2 separate regions of the Mus musculus genome follow, and region 1 is linked to region 2. The links are chromatin loops, found by intact Hi-C in ENCODE. Cell type or tissue: heart. All regions are shown on one strand. Each heading gives the region's core, and the rest is flanking DNA. Links, peaks and the distances in the headings are about the cores only.

Evidence for each region. Peaks named below come from ENCODE experiments on the same cell type or tissue, not always from the same donor. Only the 100,000 strongest peaks of a DNase experiment are listed, where the experiment ranks them.
Region 1: a loop joins it to region 2, with 5 times the contacts of the local background. A loop is called at or near these places in 5 of 42 quality-filtered maps.

The regions. Positions count from the first base shown.
Region 1 is chr8:126,580,345-126,588,671 of GRCm38, reverse strand. It overlaps Irf2bp2 (interferon regulatory factor 2 binding protein 2), which reads left to right. Exons shown (of 2, transcript NM_001164598.2): 2 at 1-376. Among named protein-coding and RNA genes, the nearest start is that of Irf2bp2, 9.5 kb to the left of the region's middle. In heart, for the core only: a CTCF peak has its summit at 5,997 (motif pointing left); DNase peaks (open chromatin) are centred at 3,951, 4,371, 4,861, 5,971 and 5 weaker places; H3K4me3 peaks cover 2,596 bases; H3K27ac peaks cover 4,842 bases.
Region 2 is chr8:126,802,680-126,811,006 of GRCm38, reverse strand. It overlaps Gm31718 (a long non-coding RNA gene), which reads left to right. Exons shown (of 8, transcript XR_879375.3): 8 at 5,294-6,300. Among named protein-coding and RNA genes, the nearest start is that of A630001O12Rik, 42 kb to the left of the region's middle. In heart, for the core only: a CTCF peak has its summit at 3,208; DNase peaks (open chromatin) are centred at 3,436, 5,016, 5,426, 6,666 and 1 weaker place; H3K27ac peaks cover 3,471 bases.

The sequences.
Region 1 (8,327 bases), core at 287-8,286, 220 kb after region 2:
GTTTTTGTTTTTTTTTCTTTTAACAGTTTATAGAATTTAACAGATAGAGTTAGTGTCTTTCATGTGGCCTCACTCTGGAGTTAATGAGAACATACACGTGGTTTACAGCTTTTCTATATACCTTTCCCTGGCCACCAGGTGTTTTGAAAGTGTGCCACCTTTCAAACTTTGCTTTATTTTTTTTTTAAGTCGAAGGTGATAATTTTTCTATATCTGATGAAACTCAATGTCTACTGAAATAAGTGTAATCTGAGCTATCAACGGTATATTTTAAACCCACGCTATGGAGATATCACCTGCATTCTGTCATTTGTCAGATTTACAGTACTTTTTTTTTCTTTTAGCATTAAATAAAAATAAAATTGGGAGCACTGAATGTTTTCCAAGACCTTTTTTTTAAAAAAAAATTTTTTTTAAAAAATCAAACTCAGGGCGGCTGTTGTGGCGATCGCTAGACTGAAGGGTGTATGTATGGGGTTGGGGTTTTCAGGACAAGTGAGATAGGAGACTTGTAGTCAAGGGGGGAAGGGCAGATGGGGAGGGGCACAGATAGGATCAGAGCAGAGGTCATCTGGGAAGTACTTGTTTGCTTTGCAAGCTGGTAGCAGAGCCACTCTGCAAGAATTGGGTTGGAAAGAGCAGATGGCCGCCGGGACACTGAGGTGCCTGTCCTGTCCTGAATCTGCTCTTTGAAAAGTTTTGTGATAGTCGACATCTTGGGCCATAGACAAGTACTCTCTTGGTGGGAGTGGGGTCTACATTTGGGAAAGCTGTGGAGTGAGGTGTAGTAGAGCCACCGGAGGGGGCTTACTTAGGTGTGAATCCCCACTGTCTAACTGGCAGTTGTCACCACATAGCAGGGGATTCCTGCAGGGTACACTTTTTTCTTGATCTCTTGGCCTGTGGTAGGGAAGGCTCCTGGGATAGTGAGCTGTGAAATTTTGGAAGAGTTCAAGGCTAGAAATATACAGTATGTATTAAGATGACATCAACAGCATCTTTGGGAGGAGGGGTGGTCCTGTGACTTGTATGGGGAGGCTATCCCATATATATTTAGTTTTTTCATCAGCAATAAATGACTTTTTCATTTAATAACAAGAAATAGGCTAAACTTAGCTTTGGGTTTCTTGGAAATGCTAGATTTATTTATTTATTTATTTAATTTTGGTGACACAATAACTCTTCCAGAAGTCGCTTTAAAAAAAAATCTTTAAGTGCCTTGCAAAGATAAAGTTAAGTAGACTAGGTTCTTGTTGTGGGGAGGAAAGGGTTAAAAAAATTGGGGAATCCTAGTTTTGAGACAAGTCTTCCACTGCTCCACGTGACTTATAGATCATCTTGTTTGATGAGTGAAATGCCCACCTTCCTGATTACGTATGGAATCTTCTAGCAGAATGTTTGGGCAGGCTACCATTGGTCTGGGGTCACCCTCATCTGCCTGCCTTCTGTTCATAGGAGGCTAGAAGACATGTTTCTCTTTGGTCACAGACAGTGAATGCAATCATACTTATTTCATCTCCTAGGGTTCTAGATGCAGCCTGAGTTTTAACTCCTTGAGGGCTTCTGCTTAGACCCGTACTACCAGAATTAAGTAGGCTGTAGACACAGAAATGCAAAGTTCCCAGACTATCAGTCATGCTGGTCCCTCCTTCCTGTTTTCTGGGGGCAGCCTGCGTCTTCACCAGAATGCCCTTCTGGTGAAGGCACACACACACACACAACACACAACTGTGTAGCTTATAGATTATGTAAGAAGAGACTGGAAGTTGGAGATGATTGGGTGTATGGATTAGCGCTGGATATGTCTGAGTTCCCAGCTAAGTACTGACCAGGGGTATCACACTACCCCTGGTGATCATTATTACGACTGCACAGTAGTACATCCGAGGCGGAATGCTTGCCTAACATGCATGAGGCCTTGGGTTCAGTTCCCAGGACTGAAACACCTCAGCCGGTCTAACTCAGCAGTGTCACCTGCCCCCATGCCAGGTGTATTTGACACCACTTACCTTTGATTTATTTCAAAAGTATTACAGCTCTTTTTAAAAAATTACAAAATTGTGTTTGTAGGGTTTGTATGTCTGGTGTGTTTAAATCACAACATGGTACCCTCTTGGTTGGACTTCAATATAAAACATTCCATGCAACGAGAAAGGTATTTTAGGGGGAAAGTACCATAGAGACGTAACTTTTTAATTATTTGGACATGGTATCATAACGACTATTTGGGTTTTTTTGTTGTTTGTTTGTGAGACAGTCTCATTGCACATAGCCTGGAACCTGCTTTGTAGACCAGGCTGGCCTCAACTCAGAAGTGGTCTGCTGCCTCCAGCTTCCTGAATTCTGGGACTAAAGGCACTTGATACCACACCTGGTTTAAAAAAAAAAAAAAAAAAAAAAAGTGACCTTTTATTTTTAATGAAAAAGCCAGTAGAATGACTGTTGGCATGGTGTAAGTTTTTTCTATGACAACACCTTAAATGTGTCTGGGGGAAAGTAAGAGGCTGGCCCTCTATAATGTACACTGGCTCAAAAATCAAAAAACATCCTTTGATTTACCCCCAAAACATTAGAAACTCCTCTAAGATAGGTTAGATCCAGAGACCAAGATGACAGGATTCCCAGTGAGAATTCAGAGAGCATCAGGTACTGGCTGGCCTTTGAATGGGGCTGTAGAACTGGGCTGGTAAAATACGCAGTGCACCCTGCACGGTGAGCTAACACATCCTGTGTAGGGTGACACCACCACATTTGAATATTTCTAAATATAGTGTACATTTTGTGCAGAATAACTTGTTACATAATCTGGAGATCTTAACCACTCTTACTTAGCAATTAGTGATTCTAAGGAAGTCATCAGTATCATTAGCAGTTCAGATGCTCACCAGGGGAACGGGGACGGGGCACAGATGAGTCAAGCTTTGCTGGATGAGCGTGGAGGCAAGACAGATATTTAGGTCACTGCAGATTTCTCTGCCACTTAGTAAACATCTTTCCTGCCGCAGCACAGCGTCTTCCGAACTGTGTGTGTGTGTGTGTGTGTGTGGTGGCGGTGTCTCCAGGAAAACAAAACAGAAACAGCATTTTCAGCACAGCTAAGGGCCTCCATTTATTTTAATGTTGGTTGGTTTTGTTTTCTGTAGCCCTTGCTGCCCTGGAACTCTATTGTAGGAAAGACTGTCCTCGAACTCCTGGAGATCCAGCCTGTGCCTCCCACGTGCTGGGATTAAAGGTGTGCACGACCACCTCCCAGCTTTTGTTGTTTCTTTTTTAAATGAGACACAAGTTATGTTCTCTTATAATTTTTAAGTATGCTATCAAGAGATCTGCAGAACACAGGAAGGGCTATTGGGATCCACCTGAGTTATAACCTTATAGCCATCCATCTTGGATTGAGTTGCTACTGGGAAAAGGTTGCTGGGAGTTGCTGGGGGTTGAGGGAGCGTTCCACCCAGGCTGTTACCCCATTTTGTTATTTGTGCTGCCAACAGCAATTCAATTAGCCGTTTTGGGCGATAAAAGATAAAGATTTATTGTACCCCATATACAACTGAAATCAGAATTTCACAGGCAGGTCACAGTCGTTAGGGACTGTTCTAATAAGCACCATATGGGTGTCTGTACCATTCTTTTAACAACCCCAAGCAGGCACCTCAAGCTACAGCCACTTGTGAGGTTAGGGTCAAAGCCACTGGGTAGAACCCTTTTCTTGGCCAAGGGCACAGTGGACAGGTTGGTCCACAGAGGCTCCCCTACCTACCATGAGTGTGGGAAATAAGAGTAGAGGCTAACTCCACACACGAGAGAATGGAGTGTCCTAGAATTTATAAACCGAGCCACAGCAGCCTTCTGACCCAGGAACTCAAGACGGGCATGCGCACAATGCATGCATTGTGCAGCGCACACAAGGGCCATGCTTTGGCTGAGCATCAAAGCGGCTGCGTCCTGTTGCATCTGCGCACAATCGCGGAGCCCGGGTTGCATCGGGCGGGGTCAGGCTGGGGCTCTTCCTTTTCCCCTTTTAACTTTGCGTGGCAGTTTGGGAGCAAGGAGTGTTTTAAAAAGAAGCCTCCGGTCCAGCCAACCCCAGTCGCTTTTACAGAAAGAAGTGAGTCAGGCCCACGAGGAACACATGGAATTGAACTCGCCTCGTGGAGGGGGCTTCCACTCCCTCTCATACATGACCGCAGATAGGCACGTGGAGGCTCCGGTGTGCCCACTGCGCGCGCGCCCTACCCTGTCCTACTCTGTTCCTGCTCCACGAGCCTCCACCACGTCCCACGCGCTCTCAGCTCCACTCTGTACCCCCACGCCCCGCCCCACTCCGCGGTCCTCGCCCCAATCCACGGACCGCTTCCCCACTAGGCAGTCCCCTCTCCGTCCCGTGCGTCCCGCCCCACTGCACGGGCGGCGCCCCGCGCCAGCTGCGGCGCTAAAATTAGCGTCCCGCGCGTGAGTTGGCGCCCGCAGGAATGCGCGCGCAGGCTGGAGCTGCGCGTGCTGCACCAAATAAAGTCAAAGGCTTGTCTGGCGAGGGGGGGGCGCTGGCGCCTGGGGCCCCGAGGGTCACACGCGGCTGCTTTAGTCGCCAGCGTGTGCTGGGGGAGGGGGGGAGGTTGGGGGAAGGAGGGGGATTTGTGAAGTTTACAGAAGCCTCCGGACAAAAGCTGCCCAAATGTCACTCCGTTTTTGGAAACCATCATTCCGGGGGTGAGGGTGGGGGTGGGGGGCGAGGGGGGTTAGGGCTGTAGCTATAATAAGCCAAATGTTTCATGCTGATGCTGTAAACATACGTGTCAAAAGGACGTCCGTGTGAGCAGAGAGCATACCCATGCTGGACCATGTTCAAAGTGCAATTGGGAAGCAATCCTCAGGACACAGTCCACGCGGGAGCTCCCAAGTCTGATCAGGCGCTCGATCAGCTGGCTGTCCAGTCGGGCATAAATAATGTAGAAACAATTTAAGGCCAGAGAGCGCGTTTAAGGTGCTACCCAGTTAACTTCACATTTTTCTGAATTATTCAGTTTAACGCTCTGCAGTACTGGGGTGGGGGTTGGGGGGAGAGAGAAACAAAAATAAGCTCCGTGTTATTTTATTTATTTATTTTTTTTTAATTCTCTGTCGAGTGTGGTGGCTAATGCCTGGAATCCCAGCACTGTGGAGGCAGAAGGGTCTTAAGTTCAAGACCAACCTGCCCTACATAGCGCATTCCTGTCTCAGAAGGAATACAGTGTGTGTGTGTGTGTGTGTTTGTGTGTGTGTGTGTGTGTGTGTGTGTGTGTGTGTGTGTGTGTGATGACATTTCTCTCTCAGCAGTCTTGGAGCAGATTGTGCCTATCCTGGGGAGATAGGGACCTCCCTCATTCAGGCCTTAGTGACAGCTTGCCATTGCTTCAACAGCGATTGCAGCACATGGATGGGACACTGAAGAGGTTTGTGTGTCTAGAATCCTACTCACAACCTGCCTGGAGACTTGGCTCGCACCTTGAGAGGCAATTGTGATGGAAATCAAAGGCACACTGAGCACACAAGGCTTCCTGGTTCAAACTTCTGAGAGAAAGTTCCTGTTCTTTCCCTGTGGCTGTGTGTCTACAGCCAGAGGCTGTTCTCATGGAGACACAAGAGAGTTCTGTGCTGAGACCTGAAGTTTTAAGTTCCATTAGGAACGCACCTCTCTGCCTATGCTTCACACAGCAGTTGCCACACACAGGGCTGGGGAATCTTCCTAGACTATGAGCATCTCATGGCATCATGTACACTTAGTTGTCTTAATGATTAAAACAACAAAACAACGAGTATTCACCCCATAGAGGAGCTAAGAATCAGGCAGTCTCTGTGACAGGGTTCTGATCTGAAAAGGCACTAGGTGTGTGGCAACAGGGTGCTTGCTGGGTTACACCAAATAAATATTTTCCGTTATTATGTGAACGTGGGTAACAAGGAGTCCCTCTGAAACACTGGAGAGCAGGGCGCCCCCTGCTGTGCTCACTCCTGGAGAGCAGGGTTCTACAGGGCACCTCCTGCTGGGGACCAAAGGCTGATTTTCATTGGGTATCAATACTCTACCCTGTGCAGGCTTTCTTATTTCATCAGTGACCTTAGAGAATAAATGGCGCCATTGGAAATAAAATAAAAATACGATCTGCAAATAGAAGAGGTGAATACTTTCTAAAAATAATCCGTTCAGAGGTATTCATGGACAGTCTCTTGAGCATATCATTAGGCCCACAAAGCAGCTTGACATTGACCCACCTGTGACTTTGGAAGCAAGGACTGCATTTGTGTGGTTGTGGGGGGTGGAGGATTTTAAATATATTTTCTAAAAGCATTAACAAAAAAAAATAAATGGAGGGGGCAGGAATTAAAGAACTCCTTCATTAGGTTAACTTCAATGGAGATGTTCTATGTGTAAAATTTCATTTTATTTTCTGATGAACCATATATCTGTGCCCTAGAGCCAGTGGATCCAAAAAAATAAAAATAAATAAATAATAAATAAAAAGTAAAAGCCATGGAAGCCATGAAGAGTTGGTCAACCACAACTTTGTAGCTTGAGAAGGAACTTAGTCAAGGGGTGAGCAGCAAACCAAGCCATCCAGTTAGCCCCAGGGGGTTTCTCTTGTGGTGTCTGCTGAGGTTGTGGACCATTGGGGTGAGGTTGGGACTCTCCAAGGCCCAGAGGAATCCCAGACATTGCAGTAGGAAAGAGATGGCACGTGTAAGAATGGTGACTGGAGAGAAAGCTTCCACCAGACCCCCACCTGCCCACTGTGATTCGTGTCTTCACTGATTGGTTTCCCTGGGTTTCCCTGTATGCATGTGCCTCCTGGTAAGGAACGGGGACTGGGAGGCGTGACTCAGTTGTTAAAGTGTTTGCCGTGAAAGTATGAAGACCCAGGTTTGGATCTCAAGAGTGCCCATGCAAAGAGCTGGGTACGCAGTGTAACCTCTGCAAAAAGGCTTGAAACTCTGTACTGAGAGGCAGGCTCATTGGCCAACCATCCTAGCTAATCATTGCACTTCATGTTCGGGGAGAGATCTTGACTCAAAAGTAATGTGGAGAGCAATAGAGGGCACAGAACATTGACCTTTTGATTCCACACACATAGACAGGGACAAGTGAACTTTCGTATACATATGCACACATATACCTATGCACACATATGCACACATATACATACGCACACACATATACTTATGCACACATATACCTATACACACATATACATATACACACATATACATATGCACACATATATGCGTACCCATGTTTTACACACACACACACACAAAGAATATGGGCTAGGGTCTGATGGCTTAAACTTAAATGGTACCTCCCTCTCTAAACTTTTGTGTTTAGTCTTCTGAGAAACTGGTTAGGGATGGGATGGCTTACCTCTTGGTCTTATAGAGGGATTAACAGACAAAGTTAAGTAGTACACATTCCATGATGCTTAACGCTTAGTGACTTGAGATATGTCCCTTATGACTAGATCAGGTAGGTGCAAAGAGAAAGTGTCTTCGGTTTGTTTGCAGAAATGACTGCTACCCTGCTACCTATCTGGCTGCCTTCCCATCCTGGTTTCACTCCTTTCTGCCCACATTTCTCTCTGGTTGTTTCATCCAGTATCAAGTGTTCGAACCATATTTGCATACAGACTTCCTACAAAACATCTCTAGATTCAACTTCCCCTTTAGGTACCAGCCAGGCTGTGCCAAGCGGCTTGCTCACCAAATTCAGTGAGCTGTCCAGTTGGTTTTTTTTAAACCCATTGTGCTAGATAGATCCAAAATCAAGCTCCTGTTCTCATGCCTGTCTCATTACCTCTGTTTTCCCAATCTTCATGCAAGTCGAGGTCGCCTTCCCATTGCTTGGGCCATAAGCCTGGAAGTGACCTGATCAGGGTTTTATCATAATTATCCAATCAGTCAGCACATCCTTGTTCGGGAGGGACACATATTCAACAACTAGGCATGGTGGCACGCACCTGTAATCCTGGTTCTTGGGAGGATCAGAAGTTCAAGGTCACCCTCAGCAATATGGCTAGTTCCAGACCAGCCTGGGCTACATGAGACCCTGTCTCAAATAAGTAGGAAGAAGACAACATGTTGGAGACTTACCTGGTGGAGCCACTACCGTGCCTCGTGTAGAATATCTCAGATGCTTCAGGGTCCTTCTTCCAGGTTCTGCCCATGTCCTCTGAAGCTTAGTCTCAAACTTGGCAGATGGATGACCCTCTAAAGTGTGGGTCTGGGGAATGGAGTGAAGGCACAACAGCAAAGAGGCTGCCCTTTCAGAAGACTAGGGTTTGATTTTCAGTGCCCAA
Region 2 (8,327 bases), core at 68-8,067:
TCCAAGCACATCTGGGCCTGAGAGAGTTTGTCTGTTGAGAAGCATGTGCGGCAATACCTGGGACATAGGACAAGGGTCCGTCTTTTGGTGTTTCGTAATCGCATTGAAGCAGGCAGATGGTTTTTGCATAAAACCATGTAGTAAATGTTTTCTGATTTGCATCTCATATGTCTGGTCCCAACTGTTCAGTGTGTTCTCTGTGTGGTTACATAGCCACGGGTGAATGGCATGGCTGTATTTCAGTGAAACTTTGTGTACAAAAACAGATGCCGACCGGATGGATTTGGCCCATTTTTTTTCACTGCCTACATTTTTCCTGAGCTGCTGCAGGGCAGGAATGCATTCTTGGTCATTTTGGTTGCCCAGACCTGGTGTGACTCACAGTGAGCTTCACTAGCAGGTGCCAAGTGATCTTCTAGCTGTGAGCATCTCTCAACCTGAGCTGCCTGTGGATCAGGAGGGCTCAGAGGATGCCAGCATCTCTCCCAACTCTGACACGCAGCAAGGTGGGCCCAGGGAAGAGGAGAGAGAATGATGATGATGATGATGATGAAGGAGAAGGAGGAGGAAGAGGAGAAGGAGGAGAAGAAGGAGGAGGAGAAGGAGGAGGAGAAGGAGGAGAAGAAGGAGGAGGAGAAGAAGGAGAAGGAGGAGAAGGAGGAGGAGGAGAAGGTGGAAGAGGAGAAGGAGGAGGAGAAGGAGGAGAAGAAGGAGGAGGAGAAGGAGGAAGAGGAGAAGGAGGAGAAGGAGGAGGAGGAGAAGGAGGAGGAGAAGAAGGAGGAGAAGAAGGAGGAGAAGAAGGAGGAGAAGGAGGAGGAGGAGAAGGAGGGGAAGAAAAAGGAGGAGGAGAAGGGGGAAGAAAAGAGGAGGAGAAGGGGGGAAGGAGGAGGAGAAGAAGGAGAAGAAGGAGAAGAAGGAGAAGGAGAAGAAGGAGAAGAAGGAGGAGGAGAAGGAGGAGGAGAAGGAGGAGAAGAAGGAGGAGGAGAAGAAGGAGAAGAAGGAGAAGGAGAAGAAGGAGAAGGAGGAGAAGGAGGAGGAGAAGGAGGAGAAGAAGGAGGAGGAGAAGGAGGAAGAGGAGAAGGAGGAGAAGGAGGAGGAGGAGAAGGAGGAGGAGGAGAAGGAGGAGGAGAAGGAGGAGAAGAAGGAGGAGAAGGAGGAGGAGGAGAAGGAGGGGAAGAAAAAGGAGGAGGAGAAGGGGGAAGAAAAGAGGAGGAGAAGGGGGGAAGGAGGAGGAGAAGAAGGAGGAGGAGGAAAAGGAGGAGAAGGAGGAGGAGGAGAAGGAGGAGGAGGAGGAGAAGAAGAAGGAGGAGGAGGAGAAGGAGGAGAAGGATGAGAGGAAGAGGTTGAGTCTGAGTCTGAGTCTGGGGTGATGAGCCCTTGAGGGGTGCTGGCTAGGGAATAAAGAGAATGTGAACATTCTGGTGGTTTGCTGAGAGTGGACAGAGAAGCCAACAATGGTGGGTGTTTGGATTGGATGATGGCCAGAGTGTGCCCACACAAGTTCATGCTTTAGAAGTTTGCTCTTCAATGGAGATTAATCATTTCACCCAGTCCCTGCCTGACTCCACAGCTCTTCCAATACTCTCCCACACCCCAGACTTACTCACTGCCCAAGCCTGCAGACCAGACCTAATGGGAGATGAGTGGTCAGCGGTGGTCTTGCCTGAGAGAGATATTAGTGTAGTTCTCCTGATAACCTTCTTGGTTCTTGAGAGATGATTTTTAATAAAGGAGAAAGACTGGTCCCTCTCCCATTTCTTTCTGTCTTTCCATGTGATTTTCCCTTGATGTCATCTTCTGTGATCTGGCATGCTCAGGGAGCCTTTTCCAGAGCTGACACTATGCTCTTGAACAACATTGTGTGAAATAAACATTTTTTTTTTAAATAAAGTACCCTGGCATCGGTATTTTTGTTATAACAATAGAAAATCGACTCATACAAAGGTAGACTAGAAAATTGAATAAGGCCTGGTAAGCCACCTTAGGTTGGTAAATGGTACAGGTATGGCAGAAAAACAAAGAACACACTAAAGGAGTCCTTCCTGCCTTGGAGATTGACTGCAACAAAGTTACAGAACCAGTCTCTGGACAGAGGAATGCCTTCCAACGGGGAAAGGGTTTTGTGGACAGGGACTAGGGGCAGATCTCAGCAGTGACCTTCCCCAGCTTCATTTTCTCTCTCATGGACACTGTATTTCTGGTGTCCAACCACCACACACTTTTGGGGACCATTGATCCCAAGGGCAAAAGGAGTTGGAGGATGGCATGGCTCTCAGCACATGGCGTTCTGGCCTCTGTGCGTTGCCTGGGGGAAGACAGAGATGTAGTAACAGCTCTCTCTGGTGATCTCAGCTCTGGGGACACAGGTCAAATTTGGAAACCATTCTGCAAACACACATAGGCCCCAGTGAATGTCTTTTTTCTAGGACAGAGGTTGTAATACATGCGTACTGTTTTGATGAAGTTTATCGTCAGAGGCTTGACAAGTGGGTGTAGGGATAACAGAGCCAAAAAAAAAAAAAAAAGGAAAGAAAGAAAGGAAGAAGGAAAGGAAGGAAGGAAGGAAGGAAGAAAGGAAGGAAGGAAGGAAGGAAGGAAGGAAGGAAGGAAGGAAGGAAGAAAATCAGGATAGTTTCTCATTTGGGGACAGAAAGCTAAGCTAATAAAGGTCCCAAGCTAAAGGGGAATGACTAGAGGGGACAATGTGGGACCATTTTGGAGAAAGTGCAGCTCCATTTGCTCAAATACGTTTTACTGAGGAAGCCACCAGCCACAACAGTGTGAGCGGCCATCATTACAGAGTTGCTCCCCAGACTTCCCCTCGTCTACTCACCCATGTTTGCCAAGTACCAACCTCGGGCTGTTATTGGCATCCCACCACAGTCCTGTGAACACTACATCTGGTGCAGGTTTGTATGTACCCAGACCACTTTGCCTATGACCTAAACAAAAGTGTCTCTAGCTGCTCATCACCATCTCCTAAAGGTAATGGAAGGATGGCTCCTCATTCTCTCCCTGCCTTGGACCATGGCCTCTGAGAGGGTACTGGTTCCTTTGTCCCTGAGAAATGAGTAGTCCAGCCAATGCCTTTTATGACCTGCAACTTGGTCCCTATACTCTGGCTTCTATGGATCTGACAGGGAATGGTCAGCTGTAAGGATTTAAAAGAAAAAAGCTCTGGAGCTGTATGTGTGCATGCTCTAGGGGGCATGTGAGTGCCAATTGGGGTTCTGGCCAGGTCTCTTGAGAACTGTGGGTGCCACACACACATGGTTTGGTTGAAGGACAGAGGACAGAAGGGGCGGGGTGTTTGGGGGAAGAACAAAACGTTCATCCCGTTTAGCTTCCAGGAACATGAGGGTCAATGTGTAAAAGATGAAAGTCATCCCTTGCCAGCGAACCTCACCGATTGCACAACTTCCTACAACCCAGCTTTGGAGCTGGCCCTTGAAGAGAATGTCCCAACCTAGTGGCAATGGATTCAGGAACTTGGGGAGATGATGACATTCGTTCAGAGGTTGTGGTCCTCTGAGCCAGGTCACTTCTCCTGGCTCTGCTGCCTGTCACAGCCTAATAATAGCCATGGGACACTTTGGAACTTTAGAGTGACTGTGTTTAGCCCTCACGTTGGTGTGGACTGTCATGACATGGAGGACAAATGACGAGGATCAGCCAGGCTGCTCCCTGTGAGCACCTGCCAGCTACTGCATGTACAGTCAACAGGGCTTTTGACTTAATCTTCACTGCAGCCTGAAGAGATAATGATTTGGTTAGATCTTGGCCAGAGGGAAAGTTGCTCTCTCTCTCTCTCTCTCTCTCTCTCTCTCTCTCTCTCTCTCTCTCTCTCTCTCTCTCTCTGTGTGTGTGTGTGTGTGTGTATTAGTGAAGTTTAATGGTGTAGCAGAGTCTGCTATAATCCTTGATTTGTGTTATCTTAGATTATTTCAGCATCCACAGGACGGGGAATAAGGCTGAATGTAGACCTCAGGGACCCATCTTGGCCTCTGTGGGTGCAGAGGTGACATATATGTGTACCTTAATAGCAGAGGGGAGTCACTAATCTGCCACAGATACATCTTGTCTCTAGAGGTTAAAGGGGACAGTTTCAGAATACCCACTATGACTCCTGCCTTGTCTCTTTGCTCTTCCAAGGTCATCCTGCCTTGGGTTGATGGTGTTAACTAGGCCCCAACATGTAAAGGGGCTCACACAAATCCATGGGTGAATGTCTCCTAAATGAGCTGCTCAGGGGACTATTTCTGAATACACTGAGGAATGGGGAGGGGGTCAGCGGTATCTCCCGGGATGACAGTAGCTCTGAACACACTGGAGAGGACCCTGGCTCTTTGTGAGCTGTGTGTGCATGGTCAGTCATAGAAAGTAGGGTGAAGGCTGAGCAGCAAATATGGAGAGGACCAAGAATTCATCATGCAGTAGGATGGGGGAACCTGGGTCTGTCCCTAGTGTAAGGAGACAAAAGAAAGGTTTCTCCCAGACAAGAGCAGTGGGAATCAAGTAGCAGACAGAGAAGGCACCCAGTAGGAAAGGCCCCAGAGCTCACTTGGCCATGATGTCATGGTAGAGAGCTGCCAGCCTGCAGATGAGGCACTTGCCACCTGTCAACCGGGTGATTGATGCCTGCCTGAAAGGGTGAGGGCATGGGTGACAGAACTCGCCCTTTGCCTTTTCACATGAGGTCCTAGGGTAAATATGTCTTGGGACAGGTAGAATGTGAGGAAAGAGACACTGAGCTGTTAAGTCACAGGTGTGGGCCTCGGGTCACAGAAAAGCAGGGAGCCTGATGGTCTGGCAGGCCTGAAGGCTACTGGAAACAGAGGGTGGGAACCGGGGTAGCCAGGGAGGAAATGCCCTCGTCTCACAGGTTTCTTGAGAAGGAAAGTCTGGGCTGTTCTGAAGGGGAACTTAGAGACCAGGGACCGGATGTGAGCAGGGGACCAGGAGGAGGGAGGAACAATGGCCATTCTTCCACCACAAGCTGAACTTCCCCGAAACAGGAAGGGCCTGCCAGGAGGGGAGGGTCAGGCTGAGGGACAGGAAGGAAGGGGCCTGAGGGAAAGCCAAAGGCCTGTGTACTGTGTTTGGAATTCACAGGCCCCTGTCTGCAGGTCCCCAAAACAGTCAGCAAACTCAGTTCACACTGTAGGGTGTGACTTTCCCAGGCTCTGCTGCCTTCCCCTCTCCCTCTCAGGGCCTCCTCAGGACCCTGATGTGAGGCCTTGCAGGGCTTCTCAGGGCCTGGTTCTTGCATGCTGAATGAGTGTTTGTTTTTCAGGTCCCTGACACCTACGGTCTTCACACATGGGGAGGAGGAGTTTCCAGAAAAAAAACAAAGGAAGGTGGCCAAAGTAACCAAGGCACACAGCCTCCTCCTCTTTCGAAAAGACGCCTATCTCCAAAACAATCTCGGCCGCCCATTAAACAACACTTGTTCGGGACAGAGGAAGGGCAGCATGCAGGATCGCTGGGCTTTCCAAAGAAAACACTCCCGGTTGTCCGGCAGGCAACAATGAACAAAAACCTGAATGGCATTCACACAAGAGGGTGGGGAGCCTGGGCCAGGCCCTCAGGGTCCTTGGGTGTCAGTACAGGGCTCCTAGGACAGGAGCCACCTCCAGCACACACAGGATCCTCACCCAACAGGGACACAATGAGCAGGTGCTCCTCTGGAAGCCACAGAGAGGCCTTTGCAAGGAATAGCATCGGCCAAGAGTGTGCTCCTGGACTTCTAATCTCAGATGATACGTGTTCCTCAACGTGTTGTTCAAGCTACCTAGCTTCAGAGGTATTGCTGTAGCTTTCTTAGTAGAACAGCATGTTATCCATCAGGTCTAAAAGATGAAAGGGTCAGGAATACCACACACTTTCCCACGTGGCCATTGACGAGTTGGTGTCAAGGAAACAGAGAGGAGAATGGTTGTTATTATGGGCTGGGGGAAGGAGAGGGTAGTTAACCAGGCTAGGGAACAGGTGGGAGAAGTCACTTCTAATGTTTTGTAGCATGCTACAGTCACTATGGTTGAAAACAATGCATCAGGAGATACATTGTTTTATAAAGGAGATACATTGTAGCTTAGAAAGGAGATACATTGTAGCTTAGAAAGGAGATACATTGTAGCTTAGAAAGGAGATACATTGTAGCTTAGAAAGGGGAAGGTTTTCAAGGGTTCTTGTACACAGAAATGATAAATGTTTTATGTGATATGTAGGCCAATTGCCCTGGTGTAATTTTTACACCATGTATACAGGTATGGCAACATGTTATGTCTCATTCATATATACAGCTAGTATTGTCAATTCAATAAATATTAAAATGGGGGGAGGAGTGAAGTCTCTGGGGCCAAAAAGCCCTTCCCTCAAGGCCACACTGAATATCCCGATTGCTCGCTGGTCCTTTAGGCTTCTTGTACCCATTTTTAGGGTTGCATACAGAAGCAAGGAGCCTGGGCTTTCCCCTGCTCCAGGTCTTCACCTAGGATCTCGTTGCTGCAGGTTAAAGCCAGGGTTAACCAGTCTAGAGCAGGAAAGGCCAAGTCACCATAAATGGGATCCCATTTGCCTGCAAATGAACCTGTGGATCCAATCAGATAAGCAGGGGCTGCAGAATGTTTGTGGCAAAGGGAAGTAGGAACGAACGTTCTGTGCGGTTCCTGGAAGGCACTGGGGTTTTTCGTGGGGGAAGTGACTGCTCTGTAGACAAGAGGCCAGATCATCAAGCTGCTTGTCACCTCAGTCTGAGGAACCTATAGGGCTCTGTCCCCACCCCCCTGCCCCCCACTTTGGGGATAACCAACCCTGGCCACTTCCCTACAGTGATTCACCTTCTTGAGGGCCCACAGGAGTCCACACCACCCCAAGCTGCACCGCCTCGCCTTCTTCTTCCAAACTCTTTTGCTTTTCCTTTTCTCCCCTGTATCTTTCTTGAGACAGTGTCTTGTGCAGCCTAGAGGGGCCTTGGACTGCTGATGCCTCTGACTTTACTCCCCGGTGCTGAGAATGTCTTGCTTCAGGTTTATAAAGTGAGGAGATCAAAGTCAGAGCTTTGTGTGTGCTAGCCAACCCCTCGAACAACTGAGACACATTTGCTGCCTTCTTTAATTTCTTTTTTTGAAAAAAAAAAAAAAGTATATCTCAGAGATGTCGCAAGAATAGCAAAGGGCATGCGCGTGTCTAATCTGTTGTGATGTATAAGGGACGTTGTCCTTCCTCTCTTCCGTGTGGATGTGACTTACAATTTTGACTGGATAGGGTGAGGCTAGGTGGGAACACCATAGGAGCCTGAGAGGCTTCAGAAAAGCATCTAGTAGGCCCATTGTCACATCTGGCCAGATGTCCCAAGGTCACCTTTTATGCTTACCTTACCAGTTTCTTTAGTTTATTTTTAAATCTACAATGATCTATATCCTGTCTCGAAATTTCCCAGCATGGATTTCAAGAGTTGTTAGTATCGTGAAGGAGAGATAGAATATTCTCGGACCTAAAGCAGTAAGGGATCCTGGTTGTGATGTGATGGGCTCATGGGTTATCTGCAGAAGATCTGTGCTGGGAGCACACAGAGCACAGTGTTAACTTGGGCCCTTACACAAAGGTTTCTGGTGAAGAAGGCTATGCAAAGTTAGGGCTACATTCACATGCAAGACTGGAGCATCTGCAGGTCAGCAGACCAGCCATTGGGTGAGCATAAAAGAGAAGTGTGATGCCCACGGGGGCACAGTGGCAGTGTCTGTCCTTCTCTCATCAGGTGGGAGGCACTGGCAGCCCCCCACCACACAGGAGCCCTGTACTTGGAGAAGCTGAGGGAGGCGATCTGGAGAGGGGTCTCTGGGTCCAGCTCCTGCCCACAACCAGGAGGTGAGGAGGCAGATAGTCACAGCAGGTGAGCCCTGGAGAGCCCTTCCTGACTTCGGCTTCACTTCCACCTACCCTGCCTCCTGTACTTCTCTCCAGTGGGTCTTAGTGAGTTGTGTACTCTGTAAACATGTCTGCCTTCCTAGGAGAGAAAGTCTGATAGGCAGGTGTATTTGTGAGCTTCCCTTTGGGAACAGGTTGGCACACACATGGACGTGCACCAGGCTGTTTCTCCATACAGATCCACTCCCTCACCTCTGCCTCTGCCTGCCCTGCTCCTTCCTGTGGGTCTGGGGTTCCCCTGAAGGATGAGCTCGTGTGAGAAGGCTCAAGGTGGTGAGGATGCATGAAGGGCCCGTGGCTACATTTCAAGTTTCCTCTTTGTCCTTCCCACTTCCTCTGCCTGAGCTGTGGGCACCACCATCTTTGGCCATGAGGATGAGGCCACTCATTGTGAGGAC